Regions from separate parts of the Mus musculus genome. Here regions 2 and 3 are each linked to region 1. Evidence: chromatin loops called from intact Hi-C (ENCODE). Cell type or tissue: heart. All regions are shown on one strand. Each heading gives the region's core, and the rest is flanking DNA. Links, peaks and the distances in the headings are about the cores only. Region 1 has its middle 7.7 kb from the start of Ppp1r14a. Region 2 holds the start of 2200002D01Rik (RIKEN cDNA 2200002D01 gene). Region 3 holds the start of Ryr1 (ryanodine receptor 1, skeletal muscle).

Region 1 (6,808 bases), core at 737-5,736:
CCTGTGGCTGGAAGAGTGGAAGGCAGAACTGCGTTTCCTTTTGGCAAACTGCAACAGAGACATGGAGCTGAGGAGCTGGCTGTGGATAGCTCCAGCATGGAGGGAGGTGGAGGATGATGGGGCAGAGGATTTCAAGGTAGATGCCAGCCTGGGAGACATAATGAGACCAGGTCTCAAGGTAAACAAGGGACAGGCCTGATGGCGCACACCTGCAACCCTAGCACTAAGACCACGGGGCAGTGGTGGAGCAAGCTTTAATCCCAGCACTCAGGAGGCAGAGGCAGGTGGATCACTATGAGTTCGAGGCCAGCCTGGTCTACAGAGTGAGTTCCAGGACAGCCAGGGCTACACAGAGAAACCCTGTTTCAAAAACAAACAAACAAACAAAAAACCAAAGAAACAAACCAACAAAAACCAGGCCTGCTCTGGCTTTGGCAAGCTGACCATCTTGGCACCAGCCCAGCCCAAGTCAGCACTTCAAGTTGGTCCATCCCAATGTCTGCTCCATCTATGAGCTGATGGAGCACATGGAGGAGCTGGTCCTGCAGAACCAGATTGCCATCAAAGATGAAAACCTGAAGCATGGTTGTGATTGAAGATGGCTGTGGTGCCCAGTACCTGCTTCAGAGCAGCTCCAAGGAGCCTGAGACCACCTGCGGCATGGAGCCCCTGAAGGGAGACAGTGGAGGAGCCTGTCAGCATCCAAAGCAGGAAGGTGTGGTTCCAATCCCATGCCAGGAAGCCCTGACTAACCGCACTACCACTCCGAGTCTAGGCAACAGCAGGATATCCAATAAGAGTCTCGGGGATGGTCCAGTGTTCATGGTGCTTCAGAACCCAGGAACCTTGAACCAGACCAATGGCTTATTCCAATGAATATTTGAATTTAGGCTGTCTGAGGAGGACAAACAAGTGTGTGTGTGTGTGTGTGTGTGTGTGTGTGTGTGTGTGTGTGTGTGTGTGTGAGAGAGAGAGAGAGAGAGAGAGAGAGAGAGAGACCACTGCGGTTTGCAATGTCACTTTAACAAGCAAGTATCTGAAGGAGAAGTGGGAAAGATGGAGAAACTTCGGTGAGTGGTGGAGAGAGGTGAACTAGAGAAGCCACTGTGGTATAGGGCTGGAAGGTTACAGTGAATGGGGGGGACATATGGATGCCGAGCAGAGCCAGCAGGGTGGTGTGCTAGCCCAGAGCTAGCACAGGCTCTGCCCACGAATGCACTGCTCAGCCATATACTGCTACCTGAAATCATGTTGCTGTCTATGAATCATGTTGCTGCAGCAGACCACGTCGAGACTGAGAGACATGGAAGGCCTCTGTGACAACCTCCAAAAAAGAAACAGTCTAGAACAGTCTAGGAAGCCCTTGAAGGGAATGCTTAAAAACTGTGATAGGGTCTGGGTAGGGATGGTTCATGCCTTTAGTTCCAGCACTTGGGAGGCAGAGGCAGGCAGATTTCTGAGTTCCAGGTCATCCTGGTCTACAGAGTGAGTTGCAGGACAGCCAAGACTACACAGAGAAACCCTGTTCTGAAAAACAATCCAAACCAAACCTGTGTTAAGGGTGCCTAAGTGTATCTCTTCACCATTGATGGCTTCTGGTGGGGGTGAGCATGGGGAAGGACTCAGTTATCTTTAAAGGTCTGGCTGGCCACTGAGTTTAAACATGCTCCAGGGAGCATATGGGCAGCAGAAAGTGGACTTCATGTTTCTTCTTCTTCTTCTTCTTCTTCTTCTTCTTCTTCTTCTTCTTCTTCTTCTTCTTCATCTTCTTCTTCTTCCTCCTCCTCCTCCTTCTCCTCCTCCTCTTCTTCCTCTTCCTTTTCTTCTTCCTCTTCCTCATCTTCTTCCTCTTCCTTCTCTTCTTCATCTTCCTCCTCTTCTTCCTCCTTTTCTTCTTCCTCCTCTTCCTCCTGCTTCTCTTCTTCCTCCTCTTCTTCTTCCTCATCTTCCTGCTCCTCCTCCTCATCTTCTGTTAGAGGGGAGGTCACCAGGGTGGGGGGTGAACCTGGGCAGACTGGAAATAAGTGAGTTTGGTGGGGTCCATATAGGAAATTTCCAAATAATCAATACAAATATTATGTTTATAAAAATAGGTTAAGGGAAAAAAAAAAAAGCCGGGCAGTAGTGGCGCACGCCTTTAATCCCAGCACTTGGGAGGCAGAGGCAAGCGGATTTCTGAGTTTGAGGCCAGCCTGGTCTACGGAGTGAGTTCCAGGACAGCCAGGGCTACACAGAGAAACCTGGCCCGAAAAAACAAACAAACAAACAAAAATAGGTTAAGGCAGGAGGACCACTTCAAGTTCAGAGCCAACCTGGTCTACTCAGCAAGTTTCAAACAGCCTAGACTGCACAGCGAGTTCTAACACAGTCTGCAGTTTCAGCATGGATATGAAATTCTTCAGCGGATTAATCCACTGGGAACTTAATAGCGGGGTGGGCTATCGGGACAGCCTGGACAGAGGAAGCAGGTTACTAGGTCACTGAAGACAGGCCTTCAAAGGACATCTTAGCCTTGGTCTCTTCCCATCTTGCATTGCTTCAGGGACACCGAGGAGGGGAAGAGAGTAGCCTTGTCTGGGTCATGTACTCCTGCAAGATGCCCTGTCTCACCTCAGACCCAAAGCAATAGAAAGCAGAACCAGGAAACAGAGTGAAAACAAAGGCCAAGCTCAGGACTGGGACATCTCTAGAATTTGTTTTTCTGTCTCTTGCTATATATCTCAAGCCGGCTTTGAGGCTTTGAACTTGAGTTCCTGTCTCAGCTTCCAGAGTTCTGGGATTGGCCCACTTCTGCTTTGGAATTTAGCTTTAAAACTAACTCATGCAGATAGGCAGGGTGCTGCACGTCAGCACTCGGCATCTCGGGAGGTGGATGCAGGAGCATCAGAAGTTCAGGGCCATCCTCTGCAAAATAGGAAATTTTAAGTAAGCCTGGGCAACATGGCACCGAGACAAGAAAAAAGATGGCCTGATGGATGGGGAGGGAGGGAGGGAGGGAGGGAGGGAGGGAGGGAGGGAGGGAGGGAGGGAGGGAGGGAGGGAGGGTGGGTGAGTAGGAGGGATAGTGGGAGGGAAAAGCTCAAATAGCCAGGAGGCACAGGGAGACCTCACGTGCATAGGCTGCAGTTAGTAAATATGACCACTAGGAGGCACTGGTAGCAAGCAACTTCTAAGGGACGGGCGCTGTTGGAGCCAGGGACACAATGAACCTCAATTAAACTCACACGTCCTTTGGAGCTCCCCTAAATTCTGTGGAAGAAATTAATCAGGTTAACTTTAACGACAGGTGTTCCATGGCAGTGCCGACAGGAGGATTTGGGACTCAGAAAAGCGCGGAGGCGGGGCCTGTGAGAAAGAAGCCAGGAGGCGTGGATGCCACCAGTAGAGAGAAATGTGACCAGAGCAGAGTGAGAGAGAAAATAAATTACTTTCAAAATATTTTTAAAATATTTATTTGGGGGCTAGAGAGATGGTTCAGACATTAAGAATCCTGGCTTCTAGAGCCGGGCGTGGTGGCGCACGCCTTTAATCCCAGCACTCAGGAGGCAGAGGCAGGCGGATTTCTGAGTTTGAGGCCAGCCTGGTCTACAGAGTGAGTTCCAGGACAGCCAGGGCTACACAGAGAAACCCTGTCTTGAAAACAACAACAACAACAACAACAACAACAACAACAAAAGACAGATCTCCTGACTGAGAACAAAACAAAGAAAGAATGAAAGACTTATTAATGGGAAAATTACCAAAACTTGACTTTTTGGAAAAAAAAAAAAAACAAAAAAAAAAAAAAAACAACCCTATTTGGGAGAGGACACACGTGGAGATCAGAGGGTGACCTGAAGAGGAGCTTTCTCCTCCCACCGTGTGCAGCCTCAGGATGGAACTGTTTGTCACACTCAATGGCAGGTGCCACTGGGCCAACTCAACAGCTGGGGAAATGGATTTTTATCAAAGTGGGGGTGAGACGATTTTGGAGGAAAGGGGAACAGGGAACAGGGTGGGCGGAGACTGGAAGAGGACTCTGAGAAATCTCATCATTTGTCTGCCCTGTGGGAAGCAAACGGGGGTGGGGTGGGGGGACACGGAGAGTCCCCAGGAAGGCATGTGCCACAGTGAGAGAGGGTGACGACCCTCAGGGTCAGCACACCACCGGCATGAGATGCAGAGCTTCTCATGGGTGGGGCGCTCGGCCCCTTCCCACTGTGACAGCGTTCATCCTGTGTCCACACCTTGTCCCTTCCAGAAACCTCCTCGCCCTCGGAAGCAGGCAGTGCTATCCATCTTCAGGCATGTAAGCTCAGTGAGGCTACGGGGCTTCTCAAGACACCGTGCAGGGGGCGGGGGGTTGCCTGCGTGTGTGGCAGACACACGGGTACTCACAGAGGCGAGAACGGTGGAGTTGTGGGCTGCCATGCGGGTGCTGGGAATTGAACCTGGGCCCTCTGCTCTTAGCTTCTGAGCCATCTTTCCAATGCCACTCCTCCTTGGGTCGGGGGCGTGGGGCATTTTTAAGACGGGGTTTCTTTGTGTAGCTGTCCTGGAACTCACTCTGTAGACCAGGCTGGCCTCGAACTCAGAGATCCGCCTGCCTCTGCTCACTCATATTAAAGGTGCACAGCCGCCAGGCCTGGTGGCGCACGCCTTTAATCCCAGCACTCGGGAGGCAGAGGCAGAGGCAGGCGGATTTCTGAGTTCAAACCCAAGCCTGGTCTACAGAGTGAGTTCCAGGACAGCCAGGGCTACACAGAGAAACCCTGTCTCCAAAAAAAAAAAAAAAAAAAAGGTGTGCAGCCCTTTCTGAGAGACTGCCTTACTACATAGCCATAGCTAGCCTCAGACTCCCTGCGTAGACCAGGCTGGTCTCTTATTCCTGCATGAAGTGCACATGTGAAGGATCTGAGGAGCAGCCTTTGGGGCTTGTTCTGGTCTTCCATCATGTGGGTCCCAGAGACTGAATTCAAGTCCTCAGGATTAGCAGCCAGTGCCTTCAGCAGCTGTCTCTCTTTTTTGTTTTTATCTTGAGAAAGGACCAGGCTATGGCACCCATCCTGGAACTCAATCTTGCTGCCTCTGCCCCAAATGCCAGGGCTGCAGAACACTACCCTCTGCTTAGCTTCTTGTACATAGTGTTTCTCTGTGTAGCTCTGGAGCTCGCTATGTAGACCAGGCTGGTCTTGAACTCAGAGATCTGCTTGCCTCTGCCTCTTGAGTGCTGGGATCAAAGGGGTGTGCCACCACTGCCTGGCTCTCAGTTTAGGCTTTTAACCACAGAGGCACGCAGCTTCCTGGTGCTTTTTGCTGTGACCTCACACGTACATAATTGCACTGCCTTTTCATGGGATCATCTCCCAGAACTGTTAGCAGTCACCAACACCTTAGTAAGAATTAGACAGGGGCTGGAGAGACGGCTCAGCGGTTAAGAGCACTGACTGCTCGTCCAGAGGACCTGAGTTCAATTCCCAGCAACCACATGGTGGCTCACAACCATCTGTAATGGGATGCCCTCTTCTGGGGTGTCTGAAGACAGCTACAGTGTACTCACATACATAAAATAACTCTTAAAAAAAAAAAGATTTAGCCAATCTCCTGAAACTAAAAACAACCCAGTGACGGGGTACCGTGGTGAAGCCCCAGGGCCACCATGTCCCAGCTTTTTAGCAAATGGCACTGGTGATCTGGGCCTCTGATTCTTCATCTGTGATGTATTCTATAGACAACTGCAGATCTGACACAGTGAACATCCAAAGCTTGAACTGGGGTTTGTCACCTCCACAACCATGAGGAACCAAAAACAGGTTCTGTGAAAGGGAAGTGGAGGGTTCTGCGGCTCATACAGTGTTCCGGGACAAGAGGCCAGGTAATGGGGACCGTTCGACACCCACCATCCCCCACTCAATCCTTTGCTCTGAGGGAGGCAGCGGCAGCTGTGAAGCCCATCTGTGTGGAGACAGCTAGGCCCCCAGCAGGGCTGGCTACCCAGGACGAGCCAGACGTTAGCCATCTTCCCTTACTGCTCTGTGGCTCGGATCCCCAGGATGGAGCCCTTGTCCAAGAGGGCAGTGGGCAGCACGTGGGGTGGGCAGTCTCACTAAGATGGGTGAGTTGTTTTCCTAGACACCGGAACTTTGGGGTCAGAGCGTCAGTCACAGGGAGGCTGATGTTAGGTAGCCACTCTCCACTTCTGAGAGGTACGGTAGGCAAGGCATCTGCAATCCTTGATCGGTTGATTGCCCTGCCTGGCTCTGGGGACACTGTTCATCCTGATCAATAGTTTGTATTATCCCCAACAGAACCCTGGTATCAAGCTCTCTGCTTCCAAGTTCACACTGCAGAATGGTTGAAGCAACCTGTGTAAGTTCTGGCCTCGATGCTGCTGCTTCCAGGAAGCCCTCCCAGATATTTTTCCCTGCTGAGGATGGAACCAGGGTTTTGATTATGCTAAGTAGGTGCTCTACTGCTTGAGCCACACCCCTAGTCTCTCACTGGAGGTTTCTAGCAAGCGCTCTATTGTCCTATTGTTCTGTCTCCCCTCCCCTGGAGAAGGGGCAATAGCTCCTCCCATCCCTGGTACCTAAACCCATTGTGCACTTCTGGGCTCTTCTCTCCCACTTTAATGCTATGTTCCGCTGTTCTGTGGCCTCAGCTCATACAGTTACACCAAGCACACTCTCCATAGAGCGGACTAATGGCCTCATCGCTGTGTGATGCCCTATGGGAAGATGACAGAGGGTCACAGTGGGCCGTGCACATCCCCCGTGACCCTGAAGGCCAGGGGATCTGGCCCTGGCCTTCCCTAGGAGCTGGGACTGGG
Region 2 (6,808 bases), core at 1,809-6,808, 49 kb after region 1:
CCCTCAACTCATTTTTTCTTTTAGGTTCGTGTGAGAGTGGCGCGTTCTGCTTACATGTGTGTATGTGCACATGTGCATGCCTGGTGCCCACACAGGTCAGAAAAGGATACCCTGTGAATGCTGAGCTGAACCTGGGTCTTCTGTAAAAACATATGCTCCTAGCCAGTGAGCCATCTCTGCAGCCCCCCAGCTTGGTGTTTCGAGACAGGGTCTTACTCCGGAGCTCAAGCTGTCCTCTGACTAGTAATCTTCCTTCCTTTTTCCAGTGCTTGGATTATAGGTTTGTGCCCGTATGCTGGGCAGGCAAGTGTTAATCTTCACACAGAGACAAACAGGGCCTGACTGCTTAGTGAGGGGTAATTTGAGGTGTACCTGTCCTTGATCCCTATGGTCTGCTAGCAGAACACTCCCTGGACAGAGGTAAACCAATTCACAGGACACACCACTCTGAGTCACTTGTCCCACCCTCCCGGAATTTATATTCTGCCTGGACAGGCTTTCCTCCTGTTCTGTAAGGAGCTGTGGGCCCAACAGTCAGCACTGTTCACACCGCCCTGCCCCCACCCTCACCCCAATGCTGTAGACCAAAGGTGCCCCACTCCTTCCTTACCTCTGCCTCACCCCTCTTATCTACTTCCCTTCCCTGAAGATCAAAGATCATTGGGTGGCATCCCTGCCCGCACCTGTGAACCCTTGTACCTACCACACTAGCTTTTTTTGTTTGTTTTTGTTTTGTTTTTTGAGATAGGGTTTCTCTGTGTAGTCCTGGAACCTACCACACTACCTTAATTTACTTTTTTTTTTTTAATAGTGTGTTTCTCTAGGTAACCCTGGCTGTCCTAGAACTCTCTCTATACACTAGACTGGCCTTAAACTCTTCCTGCATTTGCCTCCAGAGCCTATGTCATCATGCCCAGCCCACTAACTTTTCTCTCTTTTTTGGGGGGAGGGGGCTTTTTGGTTTTTTTGTTTGTTTGTTTGTTTTTTGAGACAGGGTTTCTCTGTGTAGCCCTGGCTGTCCTGGAACTCACTCTGTAGACCAGGCTGGCTCGAACTCAGAAATCTGCCTGCCTCTGCCTCCCAAATGCTGGGATTAAAGGCGTGCGCCACCACTGCCCAGCCCAGTCCACTAACTTTAAAATTTGCATTTTACCGAAGATTTAACCTAGGGCTACATGTACGTTAGGCAAGTGCTGTCACTGAGAAACACCTCCACCACCACCACCCCTTTTATTTTTATTCCTTTGGGACAGGGTCTTGCTAAGGTTTACAGACTAGCCTTGTTTGTAGAGTCTTGAAATTGCAAACCAGTGCAGCATGGTGGCATACCTGTGTGGTCTCCACTTACATAGCAAGCCTGAAGCCAGCCTGGACTATCAGAGACCCAGCCTCAAAACCACAACCAAACATCTCCAATGAGGTTTTCACTTTAAAAAATCCAACCCTGCTGGCCAGTGGTGGCACATACCTTTAGTCCCAGCACTTGGTAGGCAGAGACAGGCAGATTTCTTAGTTCAAGGCCAGCCTGGTCTACAGACTGAGTTTCAGGACAGCCAGGGCTACACAGAGAAACCCTGTCTCAGGAAAGCAAAACCAAAAAATCCAACCCTATCCAAAAAAAAAAAAAAAAAAAAAAAATTAGGCAGTGCTTGTGCACCCCTTCAATCCCAGCGCCTGGCTCTCTGAGTTTGAGGCCAGCCTAGTCTTATACTTCTAGGACAGGCAGGGCTACACAGAGAAACCTTGTCTCAAACAACAAATCCAAGCCCTCCCCAACATAACACATTAGCGGTTCCTCTGCCCTGCTGTTTTGTTTTTTTTTTTTTCCTTGCCTTTACTACTTTGGTTGGTGGAGTGGGTGTTGAGTTTTAGATAGAGTCCACTGCTATTTAAGACAAGCTCTGGCTGTATATTGACTAATGGGCCAGATAGGTCTACCTGAGACCCTGTCTCAAAAAAAGAGGGTGGGTGGGTACTAGAGAGGTGGCTCAGCGATGAAGAGCACTGGCTGCTCTTTCAGAGGACCTGGGTTTGATTTCCAGGACCTACATGGTGGCTCACAAGGGTAACCCTAGCTCCAGGGACCCCTGTACTGCCTTCTGGCTTCAGGCAGCAGGCATGAATAGGTGTGCATACATAGGCAAACATCATTATAGGGAAGAATTTAAACTGTAAAGAGGTAAGGTGCTAGAAGGTGGTTAGGGGTATTTGTTGTTCTAGTGGCTCAAACCCAAGGATGGCTTCCACAGACAGCAGCAGGCCTCCACAAACACACACACACACATTTAAAAATAAAGTTTTTCAGGTAATGGGAAGCACCAAGTATGTGCTGGAATGACACGCGTGGAGCCTGCATGACCAGTGCAGGCATTTCTGCAAATGGACATTAAGCAGGCATCCAAGGTGGCACATGGCCACCTTGATCCTTGAAGTAGCCACCTGTTCCTGCTGAGAGGTGGGCGCTCACTTTTGGAATATACAGGTGGGTGTTTTGTTTTGTGTGCACGTGCCTGGATGTGCACCTGTGGAAGTCCAAAGACGGTGTGCAGGCGTGAGTTCTCTTAGGTGGTTCCGGGTGATTAGATTCACCTCATTAACCTGGCAATTCTACACAATGAGCCACCTCACCAGCCTCCTTATTTTCTTGAGTCAGGTATATTGCTGGGTGGCACAGAACTCACTCTGTAAGGCCAGGCTGGCCTTGAACTCAACTTGCCTCTGCCTCCTGAGTGTTAGAATTAAAGGTGTGTGTCACCAAGCCCAGCACTCTTATGCTGTGTAGCCCAGGCTATGATAGAGTCTTCAATCCCCCTGCCCCAGTCTCCTGAGCAGTGGGCTTACAGTACCTAGCTTAGAACTAATGTTGATGTTCCCGAAAGTCACATGGTGAAGCCATATCCCAAATTGGAGGTCTTATATTCAGACATGGAGAGCCAAGACTAGAAGCAGGAAGCAGACCATCTCTGTACTGGGGCTCTCTCCCTGCCTATGCCTAGCTTCCAGCCCCGAGCCTTGCCGACTATGAGGTAAACTGCTGCTTAAGCACTAATCTGTTATGTTTAACAGCCCAAATTAAGACACCTGCCTTTACCCAAACAACGCAACACATTTCACCACCATGCACTCTGCCAAGCACCAGCCTAGGAATTCAACCCCACCACCCCAGGGTACAACTTTGCTGGTGCTTTTCAGCTGCCGCCAGGGCGCACTAGTCTGGCCACCAAATTCTTCAGACACTACTTATCTCAGCTCGGAGGAGCTGAGAACCAGACCTCGTTGCTCCCAGAATGCACTTTAACTTTGTTCAGTGTACGGAACGGCTTTCCGGAAGCAAGTACCCCCGCAAAGGGACCAACTGATGACTAGTCTCACCCCCTTTCTCCCAGACACCTACAGCCACTTCTAACCCCACTTCCCACTTAGGAAAGTCTGGGTGGAGCCGGGAGCGCCAGTGCAGTGAGTCAGGGCCAGGGAGCTGAGGGACAAAGGTCCGGAGGGTGAGGCTTCGCGGAATTCCTGAGATGGGCAGGTCGTGCAGTCCCACCCCCTGCCCTAGGCTCTGCCTAAAGTTTCCGGCCATCCAGACTGGTCACCGCCATGGAGTTTGACTTGGCCGCAGGTAAGTTCCCCGGGGAGTGGTGGATTTGCTGTGTAAGGGGCCAGACTCAGAGCCTGGGAATACTGAAGGGAAGCTACGTCGCCTACATAACCATGTAACTCCCCTCTCCTCCGCAGCCCTGGGCCCTGGTTCTAAGAAGCCAGAGGGGGCAGGCCATGTGGGAGACCCCAAACACTGTCCTCTTAAAGCGCCGGGCGGGCCAGAGGCAGGCGCTGCTCACAAGCCGAGGGTAAGTCACTTCATCACCGGCACCGAGTCCCGAGGGCCCGAGATGAGAACTGGCTTCCGTCCTTGGTCCTCGGCCACACATCAGCCTTCCAGTTTGGGTTGGAAGCTGCTCGAGTGGGTCCCTGTCCTCACTGTAACCACTCCCTCCCCAACCCCCATCTAGCGTGTCTCTGGCAGCTCCTCCGACTCCAGCAGCAGTAGCAGCTCCAGCGACTCAGAGGCAGAGGGGAAGGTAAGAGACGGTCCCTCTCCCAGTGTGTCCTCTCGCACCTCAGACCCAGGCCCCGCTGCGGTCAGGGTCACGTTAGGCTCCTTGCCGAGGTGAGTGGGGCGGGTCCAGTACAGCTTTCAACCGGGCCACCTCCTCTCCTACCCACCGTCCTTGGCTCTCCAGGAGTATGCCGCTGGCTGCAAGAAGCATGAACGCTCCTCAGACAAGGCCAAGAAACCCAAGGTGAAGAAGGAGAAGATGGAGAAGAAGGAGAAGAAGGAGAAGAAGGAGAAGGAGAAGAAGGAGAAGAAGGCCCCCCATTGACTTATTAAACTTGCAGCCCTTTCCGCTCCCCAGCGCCCTCTGCCGGTCAGAAGTGGAGGCTGCGCCGAGCCCATCAGGTTTATTGTTGCGGGTGTGCAGTAGGCGACATGAGCACCTTGGCTAGGAAGGAGGGCGCGGGCCTGGAGGGCGGGAGCCCTGGTCAAGCGAGATGAGTGTGGGAGCTGGAGGCCAGGCCGCAGCTCACCGTACAAGGTGGAAGGTGAGCCAGTACATGAGTACCGGCTGCGCAGCTGCCACTGCCATAGTCAGGTACATGCGCAGCTGGTTCCGCGCCCCACGCACTGGCACTCCTTCGGCCGCTGCCTGGGCCAGGATCTTGAGCCGCAGTGTCCGGATCTGGGTGGTAAGGGTAAAGTGGGGGTCCCGTAAGTGCCAGGCAGCTCGGGATGAGTCCCTGCCCCTCTGTGGCCTCCAGTTTGTGTTCCTAGAAGGGTCTTTTGAATAGCTACCTCCCCCAAGCCCTGTGAGCAAACCTTTGCAGAGGCAAAGGCCAGAAGAGAGGCTAAGAATTGTAGATCCCGGCCTGAAGAGCATGGCCTAGCTGCTTCCACCTACTGGGAGACAGTTGCCTTCACGCAACGCAGATCCTCACAGACACTAGCCCAGTGCCCTACCACAGAGTAACACTCCCAAAACACGCCAGCTCCAGAAGACAAACTAGAAGAGCTATTTCCTTTTTGGTTTGGCTCAGATGCCTTCCTCCCCCTCCTTCTCCCCCTCCCGCGCTCTTTCTCTCTGGGAGGCAGGATCTTGACATGTAGACCAAGGTGGCCTCGAGTTCCTGGTGATGGATCTACTTGAGCCCTGGTATGCACGTCAGCGCAGCCTGCAGGAGCTTGGTAGCGAGCGCCCTTCACCTGCTTAGCCACCTCACTGTTCCCGATGTTTCTTTGGGGGTGTGTGTGTGTGTGTGTACCTATATTTGTGGGAGTTAGAGGACCCTTTACCAAGTAGGCTAGGCTGGTACCAATGAGCCCCACATTCCTAGCTCTGAGATTATAAGAATAGATCTACTTTGGGCTCTTTTTTTTTTTAATGTGGGGTCCAAGGATTGAAGTCAGGTCTTCCTTACTGATGGAGCCATCTCCCAGCTCCCTTAAAGTAACATGATGACAAGGCTTATGCTTGTGGACCAGGGCCCGTGTTACCCTCTGCTTCCCCCTCATGCTCGGTCTAAATCCTCCCAAGACTCCGGTGCAGTCACCAGGCATCCCATTTTACAAAAGAAACTGAGGCTTAAGTAGAGGAGGTGATTCACTCCGAGTACACGGCAGTCCAAACATGGCCCCTAGTCAGTATTTTACCACAGCTGGAGGGACTCAGGGGCATATTGGCAGAAAGCCCAGCATACAGAGACAGAAGTAAGAGTGAGAGCCCAAGCAGAGCCTGTGTACTGGGCAACCCTGGCCCTAGCCTAGCATCCAGGCTGGCTCTTGCTCTCAGAAGGGCGCACAGAGTCTGCCTCTTCCAGGAGGCTCTCCTAGCCCCCAGATTTGGTACTTGGATGCTCCAAAGACCTCCCCAAGCCTGCCTGGGAAGCCTGGGGCCTCAGCCTTGCCCGCCCTGATCCCCACTCACCATGAATACAAAGATGGACACACAGCACCAGGCAAGCACCAGGTAGTAGCCGATCTTTCCAAAGAGCAGACCCGTGAGGACGCCGCCAATCATCCTGAGGGGGAAGGGGGGAGGGGAGAATCAGTGTGAAGAGGCCAAGGTCTGGGACTGGCAGGCAGGGCAGGAGCACTCACCCCACATATTTGTAGCCCAAGAAGGCCACCAGGTCAATGGTGGTGAGGTCGGTGTTGACAGTGACCAGGTAGAGACTGAGCAGGATTGCTACGACTTCCAGAGTCAGCCAGGCCAGAGCTGAGCTCGCCTGCAGTCCCAGGAGGTCTGGGGAGAACCTGCCGGAAGAGATGTCCCCTGAGCATCACCCGGGGCAGCCCTGTGTCAATGGAACAGAGACCACCAAGGATCTGGGTCTGTCCCTAGACAGTGACACTCAAGTCAGGGCTTAGATGGGGGACCTCAGAGCCCTGTGAGGGGTACCAGGAAGGTTCCTCCCGATAAAGAAAGGGCAGCTGAGCTGAAGCCTGAAGTCAGAACTGGTGGGGAAGGGGCCTTGCTTCATCTTGGAGCCTTAGCAAGGAATCCACTAGTTCCATGACACTTGTTTTCGATGCCACAAAAAAGAAGAAACAGGCGACTGTAAGGGAGAGATGGGGCCTGATCAGCCTAGGGGTTAGGAAATGACACAGGATGAGGACCACAGTGAAGGAGCAGGTGCGGGACACAGAGGGAAAGAGCACATTCCTGTGTCAGGGAACTAACTGGATGTGCAAAGGCCCCGAGGCAGCAGCAGGGCTGGGGGCACAGGGTCAGCTGCTTGACCTTTGAGCCAC
Region 3 (6,808 bases), core at 1,116-6,115, 170 kb after region 1:
AATGAATCTGTCTTCCTCAGTTAAACTATTCTGGAAATGCCCTTCCAGACATGTCCGAGGCTCTGTCTTCTGAAGTGTTCCCAAATCCAGCCAAATCGGCAAGCTGGATTTATCACCCCAGGTGATACGGGCCAGGATAAGAATCTCCCCCAGGACACCAATAAGCAAGGAAGGGTGGATAAGCAGAAAGGGGCCGGTCACCAGAAAGTCCCTCAAAGCAGCCATGGTCATCCACCAGTTGTCCAGGAAGCAACACATAAAAGTCTTAAAACATGCAGTCATGACTAAGGCCTAAAAGACACTGTCGGTATCTTATGATATGATTCATTATGACACAGAATAATTCCACATTTTGTTTAGAACATTTAAGGAAACATATTTACCATGCAACTATATTACTGTATGAAATACAACACAAAATTATATTGTGCCATATAATAAACAATATATATAACCACAGGCTGGAGAGATGACTCAGTGGTTAAGAGCACTAACTGCTCTTCCGAAGATCCTGAGTTCAAATCCCAACAACCCCATGGTGGCTTACAACCATCCTTAATGACATCTGATGGCCTCTCCTGGTGTGTTTGAAGACAGCTATAGTGTACTTACATATAAAAATAAATAGGAAATAAGTTAAAAAATATATATATAACCACATATTATATAATGTATCGCTGAGTTTTATAATTCAATAATACAATACAATTGACTAATCCCAGCACTCAGGAGGCGGAGGCAGGTGGATCTATAGGAGTTCAGGGCCAGCTTGGTCTATATAGCATGCTTGAGACCAGCTAGGGCTACATAATTAGGCCATGTCTCAAGATAATAACAATAATAATAATAATAATAATAATAATAATAATAATACAAATTTAGTTTCAGTTTAATGCAAGTGTGCTATTGCCAGTGTTTAATAAGCAATATCTACATTGAAAAGTACTTTACTATAGTTTTGTTGAACAGTAGAATACTGGTTTCAGTGTTAGTGTGTGTGTGTGTGTGTGTGTGTGTGTGTGTGTGTGTGTGTGTTCGTGTATGTTATTGTAGGTGGTCCAGAAGCATTTTATGGAGGTCAGAGGAGAGCCTGGGCATTTACTCTCACTTTCTGCCTTGGTTCCTCTTCGCCTCTGCACACAGCAGGATAGCAAGCCAGCAAGCGCTGGGGATTCTCAGTTTCCACTTCCCTCTCATGGTCTAAGCAATGGGATTACAGCTGCTTGCTGTGAGTTCTGGGGATTTGAAAGCAGGCCCTTAGGAGCTGGAAATGGCTCAGTGGTTAAGAGCACTGACTACTCTTCCAGAGAACTTGGGCTCAAGTACTAGAACATATAGGGTGGCTGCAGGCCCAGCAGCCCAGTGCCCTCTTCTGGCCACATATAAACAAGCAAGCAAACAAAGGAGTCAGCTTCCCTTGCTTGCTCAGTAATTATGCCATCTCCAAGATACTGTTTTATTTAAATATGCTAATTGAGTGTTCTTTTATTAAATTATACATCCTCATCATTTGTTTGTTTGTTTAGAGACATGATCTGGCTGGACAAGAACTCACTATGTAGACCAGGTTGGCCTTGAACTCATAGAGATCCACCTGCCTCCCGAGTGCTGGGGCTTAAGCCATTTTGAAATGGCTTAAGCCATTTTGAAAAACACACCTTTTGTTTGTTTGAAACAGGGATTCATGTAGCCCAGGCTATCTTGCTATGTAGATGGGGTGAGCTTGAAGTCTTGATTCTCCTGCCTACCGGCCAAGTGCTAGGATATATGTGCATAGCCAGGTCTGTTTATATAGTGCTGGGGACCAAGCACAAGGCATTTTGCATACTGGGCAAGCAGTCTACTAACTAGCTCTGTCTATTCCCATCCCTGCCTTAGTTTATCTTTAAGATTTATCTAATGTTATGCTTATAGGAATTATTGCCTGGTGTTTGAGAAGGTCAGAAGAGGGCATCAGGTTCCTTGGTACTGGAGTTATAAATGGTTGTGAGCCACCATATGGATGCTGGGAATCAAACTCATGTCCTCTGCAAGAGCAGCAGGTGTTCTTAACCCCTGAGCCATCTCTCCATTACAAACATTTATTACATTACAACTTCTTCTTCTTCTTCTTCTTCTTCTTCTTCTTCTTCTTCTTCTTCTTCTTCTTCTTCTTCTTCTTCTTCTTTGTTTTTGTTTTTGTTTTTGTTTTTGTTTTTTTTGAGACAGGGTTTCTTTGTGTAGCCCTGGCTGTCCTGGAACTCCTCTGTAGACCAGGCTGGCCTCAAACTCAGAAATCTGCCTGCCTCTGCCTCCTGAGTGCTGAGATTAAAGGCGTGTGCCACCATGCCTGGATTACAACATTTATTTTGTGTGTGTATGTATGTGTGTATGTGTATGTATGTGTGTGTGTATATATATATACACACACACACACACATACATATATGTGTGTGTGTGTGTATGTGTGTATGTCTCTGTGTATGTGTGTGTATAAGTGTATGTGCATGTGTGTGTGCATGCATGTGTCTGTGTGTGTGCATTTGTTCATGTGTGTATGTATGTATGCCTGTGTGTATGTCTGCATGTGTATGTGTGTGTGCATGTGTGTATGTATGTATGTGTATATGTGTATGCATGTGTGTGCATGTGTGTTCTTGTGTGTGTATGCATGCATGTGTATGTGTATGCATGTGTGTATGTATGTGTGTATGTGTGTGTGTGTATATGTATGTGTGTATATGTGTATGTGTGTGTGAATGTGTATATGTATGTGTGTATATGTGTATGTGTGTGCATGTGTGCATATGTATATGTATGTGTGTATGTGTGTGTGCATACGTGCATGTGTGTATGTATGTGTGTATACGTGTATGTGTGTGTGTGTGCATGCATGTGTGTGTAGGTTGCCCACACCACCATGGCTGGCATGTGAAGTAAGGGGTCATCATACAGAACTTTTTCCATTGCATTATTTGGGTCGCTGGGATCAAGTTCAGATCTTCATCAGGCTTGGGGGCAAGCAGCCTGCCAGCTGAGTCATCATATTGTCCTTTATTTATTTTACTTTATTTTTTCAGACAGTTGATGATACATAGCTCTGTCTAGCCTGGAACTCACTCTGTAGACCAAACTGGCCTCAAACTCACCAAACTCTGTCTGCTTCTGCCTCCCACTATCCGCATGCACCTCCTGGCTCTTTATTTGTTTGTTTGTTTGTTTGTTTGTTTTTTGAGACAGAAATTCATGTAATGCAGGTGGTTGGCCTGGAATGTACTATGTAGCCAAGGCTGGCCTTCAATTTCTGTTCCTTCTACCTTTACCTCCTAAAGTGTGCCTCCACATGGCTAAATTAGAAAATCATATGCAGATATGGAGGTGTGGAACCCTATCTTTAGGTCTAGATCCCCAGCTCAGCCTCTGTGACATTGTGTAAGGTGCCTGACTCCATCTCCCAAAGGCAGCTCTTCACATCTGCAGACTTGGCACTGTGAGAGTGGGGAAATTGTGCCCCCTAAAGGTTACCCTGGGGACTACAGGGCATTTAGGAGATCTCCGCAGGGGCCACGTGCTTTTATTTTCTGCTGGCTGTTAAGCATGCCAATAATAGCATGGTTGTGAGAAACTAGTGGTAATAAAAAGATCTTAGCTCACACCTGAACTGCAACAGGTGGGTAAGAGACATCAGTCAGGACTACTTCAAAAGGCAGGTTTTAGCTGGGGGCTCGGGGGTGGGGTGGGGTGGGGTGGGGTGGGGTGGGGTGGGGTAGGGTGGGGTGGGGTGACGCATTTGTTTAACCTCAGTGCTGGGAGGCAGAGGCCTGGGATGTTTGCGAGTTCAAGGTCAGGCTGGTGTTTTCTCTCCCCCCTCCCACACCCATGCCCCTGCCCCCCAGTTTTGAGACAGGGTATCAGGTAGCACAGGCTGGCCTCCAGCTAGGGAGCTGAGGTTGACTTTGAGTTTCTGATCCTTTCTGCTTGCTGGAATTACAGACTCACATGGCCACTCCCAGTTTATGGATGGAACCCGGGGCTTTGTGACAGCTAGATAAACATTATATCGACTAGGGCATGCCTGCAGCCCTGTTTTTGTCTCTGTTTTGATACAGGGTCTTTTTTTTTTTTTTCTTCCTTTTCTTTATTTACATTTCAAAAATTTTCCCTGTTCCAGATCTCCCCTTCGGAAACCCTCTATCCCATCCCCCCTCCTCTTGCTTCTATGGGGGTGCTCCCCCATCCACCCTCCCACTCCTGTCTTCCCACCATAGCATTCTCCTATACTGGGGCATCCATTGAACACCCTTAGGCCCAAGTGCCACTCCTCCCACTGATGTGCAACAAGGCCATCCTCTGCCACATATGCGGCCGGAGCCATGGGTCCCTCCATGTGTATTCTTTTGTTGGTGGTCCAGTCCCCCGGAGTTCCAGGGGGTCTGGCTGGTTGACACTGAGATAGGCTCTTATTATGCGGTCCCAACTCCAGATTTACAATCCTCTTGCCTCAATCTCTTCAGAGCTTGGATGATAAGCCATACCACTCTGTCTGGTACTAAGTGATTTTTTTTTTAATGTTAGGGGATGTGGTGTGCATCCAAGCTACAACTGTGTGATTCTGCAGCAAGGGTGAAGCTCAGTTTAGCCATTAAGAAAGGGATGGAACTAGGCTGAGGGTGTAGCCCAATGGTAGAATGCTTGCCTGGCATGCAAGTGATCTAGGGTTTGAACCACGGCATTACATAAATCAGATGGGGCCAGAGGTTCAAGATCACTCTTGACTACATGTGGAGTTTAAGGCCATTCTGAAGTACATGACACTCGGAGGGGGAGGGGAAGGGGAGGGAGAGAGGAAGGGGTAAAGGGAGAGCCAGCCAAACAAATATATACATGATATCTCACTGTGACCATGGCCACTCAGCTACTTTCTAGACACCCAGTTCACTGGAGAGAACGAACACCTTCCACCAAGAGTTTGTGCTGTGGGCGGGGTTCTGAACAGGGGCGTAGCTTGTCCCATGCTTGCCCAATGGGTGTGCGGTGGGGCGGGGACCTTCTCTCATTGTGTCCCGCACAGGGCATGCTTCCTGCAGTTCCATCTCCCTCGCGGGTGCCTCTGGCTTCCCTAGAGGTCTCCGACCCCAGCCCGCCCTCAGGTTCCCCGCCAAGCCTGCAGCCCCCTCTCGCCATCCTCAGACCCTAGCCCGGGACACCCGGGGATTGCCATCATGGGTGATGGAGGAGGTGAAGGCGAGGACGAGGTCCAGTTTTTGCGGACGGTACGTTTTTGTCTGGGTCCGGAGGTCTTGGGTGATTTCTTGCTTACTTTTCTGAGAGTCTCTCTGTCTCTTCCCTGCTTGCTGGTGGTCTCTGAAATCCGAGGTCACTTTGTCTTTCCGTTTTTTCTCATCACCTTTTCGACCACGGAGAATTAGCAGGATTTAGGAGGACCGAGTGGGCAGGAGAGGGTGGGATCCTCAGACGCCCTCTCCTGACATAAGAGATTTGGGGTCATTGAGGAAGCACCCCGCCTCCTGCCGTTCTGGAAGCAGGCACTTGAGGAAGGTGGTTCTAATTCTTGGGCTTAATTTAGCTGTCCTCCACCGCCACCCCAGCCCTCATTCCCTTCTTGCTCCAGGCTCTGACCTATTTAAATTCTTGGGAAGGGGGCTGGGGTGGGCTGGACAACACCTTTCTTTTCAACTCCTAGTCTTTGGCCGTCTCCTTGGGGGTCTCTTGGAGCTTCAATGTACTTTTCCCCTCGGTTTTGGCGAGGAGGATTTAACTATGTCAGCTAATGGCCTCTGAGGGTACCTGGGTGATGAAGTCTTTCTCAGCTCCTTGGTATATCTTATGTCTGAGTCTCTGTCTCTTGGCCCTTGGCTTCAGCCTTCTGCGTGTGGCTGTCCCTCTGATCCTGTCTCTCTGAATCTCAGATCTCCAGCTGGGGGCAGGGATGGGACTTGGGACAACAGGTGTCTCTCCCAGAATAGCCCTCTTTTCTGGGCTCTGGGTAGGGGACAGGGAGGGGACAAGAGGGGGAGGGGCTGCCTTTTTCTTAGTCCTTCCCACCATATCCTCCCATGGGCTGAGATGGGGGTTGGATATGGGAGATGGTCTCTGTTGGGGCCAGGTCTGCTGACCCTGCACTCTCTCCCCCCCAACCCCCCACCCCCGAGGTCCTGGGTCCACACAGAAATGCTGACGCAGCATTCCTGACCCAGAATAGGACCCTGGTAGGCTGGGTCCGGTTTCTTGGGAGGGAGGAACAAACAGCTGGGGCTGGTAATGAAGGATGGGGACAGCTGGACTGTGAAGCCACTGGAGGAGGGCCTCTCCCCAGCCCCAGCCCCTTAGCCTACACCATGGCTTTCCATTGCCCTAGTAAGCCAATGGCTGTGGCTCCCAGCTGCTGAGCAGTCACTGCACCAGGCCCCGTGCCCAGGGCCTCAGCCTCCTGAGGTGTCTAATTATATTCTCATTGCCCTATCTTCTGAGGTAGGGCCCTATCTTTATCTCCCAGGGAGATTTGAGGGAAACCAAGCCCCATGTGGTAGACTTGCCCAAGGTCAAGGCCAGGAAGTGGCCTCCCTGAGTGCCCTGGGAGGCCAAGGTTTGCTTTCAAAAGAGGAAATCTGGACCAGGCTTGCTAGGGTAGCCAGTGTCAGGGGGTCAAAGGCCCCAGGATGGGTCTGCTTGCCTCAATGTTACTGGGGTTGTGTGGTACTTTCTTCCAAAAACCAACCAACCAAACAACCAAACAACCAAAAAAACCCCTCGTTTACATCATATCCCCCCCCTATAAGAAAGAATCTGTATAGCAACCCAGGGCGTG

Evidence for each region. Hi-C counts contacts between places; a loop is a spot of excess contacts. Peaks named below come from ENCODE experiments on the same cell type or tissue, not always from the same donor. Only the 100,000 strongest peaks of a DNase experiment are listed, where the experiment ranks them.
Region 2: a loop joins it to region 1, with 6 times the contacts of the local background. A loop is called at or near these places in 19 of 42 quality-filtered maps.
Region 3: it touches region 1 in a loop (9-fold over the local background); 17 of 42 quality-filtered maps call a loop at or near these places.

The regions. Positions count from the first base shown.
Region 1 is chr7:29,293,582-29,300,389 of GRCm38, reverse strand. No RefSeq gene overlaps it. Among named protein-coding and RNA genes, the nearest start is that of Ppp1r14a, 7.7 kb to the right of the region's middle. In heart, for the core only: a CTCF peak has its summit at 3,164 (motif pointing right); a DNase peak (open chromatin) is centred at 3,159; H3K27me3 peaks cover 1,743 bases.
Region 2 is chr7:29,245,168-29,251,975 of GRCm38, reverse strand. It overlaps Yif1b (Yip1 interacting factor homolog B (S. cerevisiae)), which reads right to left. Exons shown (of 8, transcript NM_001110201.1): 6 at 6,155-6,310; 7 at 5,982-6,075; 8 at 4,444-4,739. The coding sequence ends at 4,584. It overlaps 2200002D01Rik (RIKEN cDNA 2200002D01 gene), which reads left to right and starts at 3,509. Exons shown (of 4, transcript NM_028179.1): 1 at 3,509-3,619; 2 at 3,736-3,848; 3 at 4,011-4,079; 4 at 4,242-4,455. The coding sequence starts at 3,598. The coding sequence ends at 4,382. In heart, for the core only: CTCF peaks have their summits at 3,205 and 4,432 (motif pointing left); DNase peaks (open chromatin) are centred at 3,525, 3,955 and 4,495; H3K4me3 peaks cover 1,584 bases; H3K27ac peaks cover 1,380 bases; H3K27me3 peaks cover 513 bases.
Region 3 is chr7:29,123,409-29,130,216 of GRCm38, reverse strand. It overlaps Ryr1 (ryanodine receptor 1, skeletal muscle), which reads left to right and starts at 5,066. Exons shown (of 106, transcript NM_009109.2): 1 at 5,066-5,252. The coding sequence starts at 5,202. In heart, for the core only: CTCF peaks have their summits at 1,378 (motif pointing left) and 3,490; DNase peaks (open chromatin) are centred at 3,496 and 5,031; H3K4me3 peaks cover 1,215 bases; H3K27ac peaks cover 334 bases; H3K27me3 peaks cover 1,402 bases.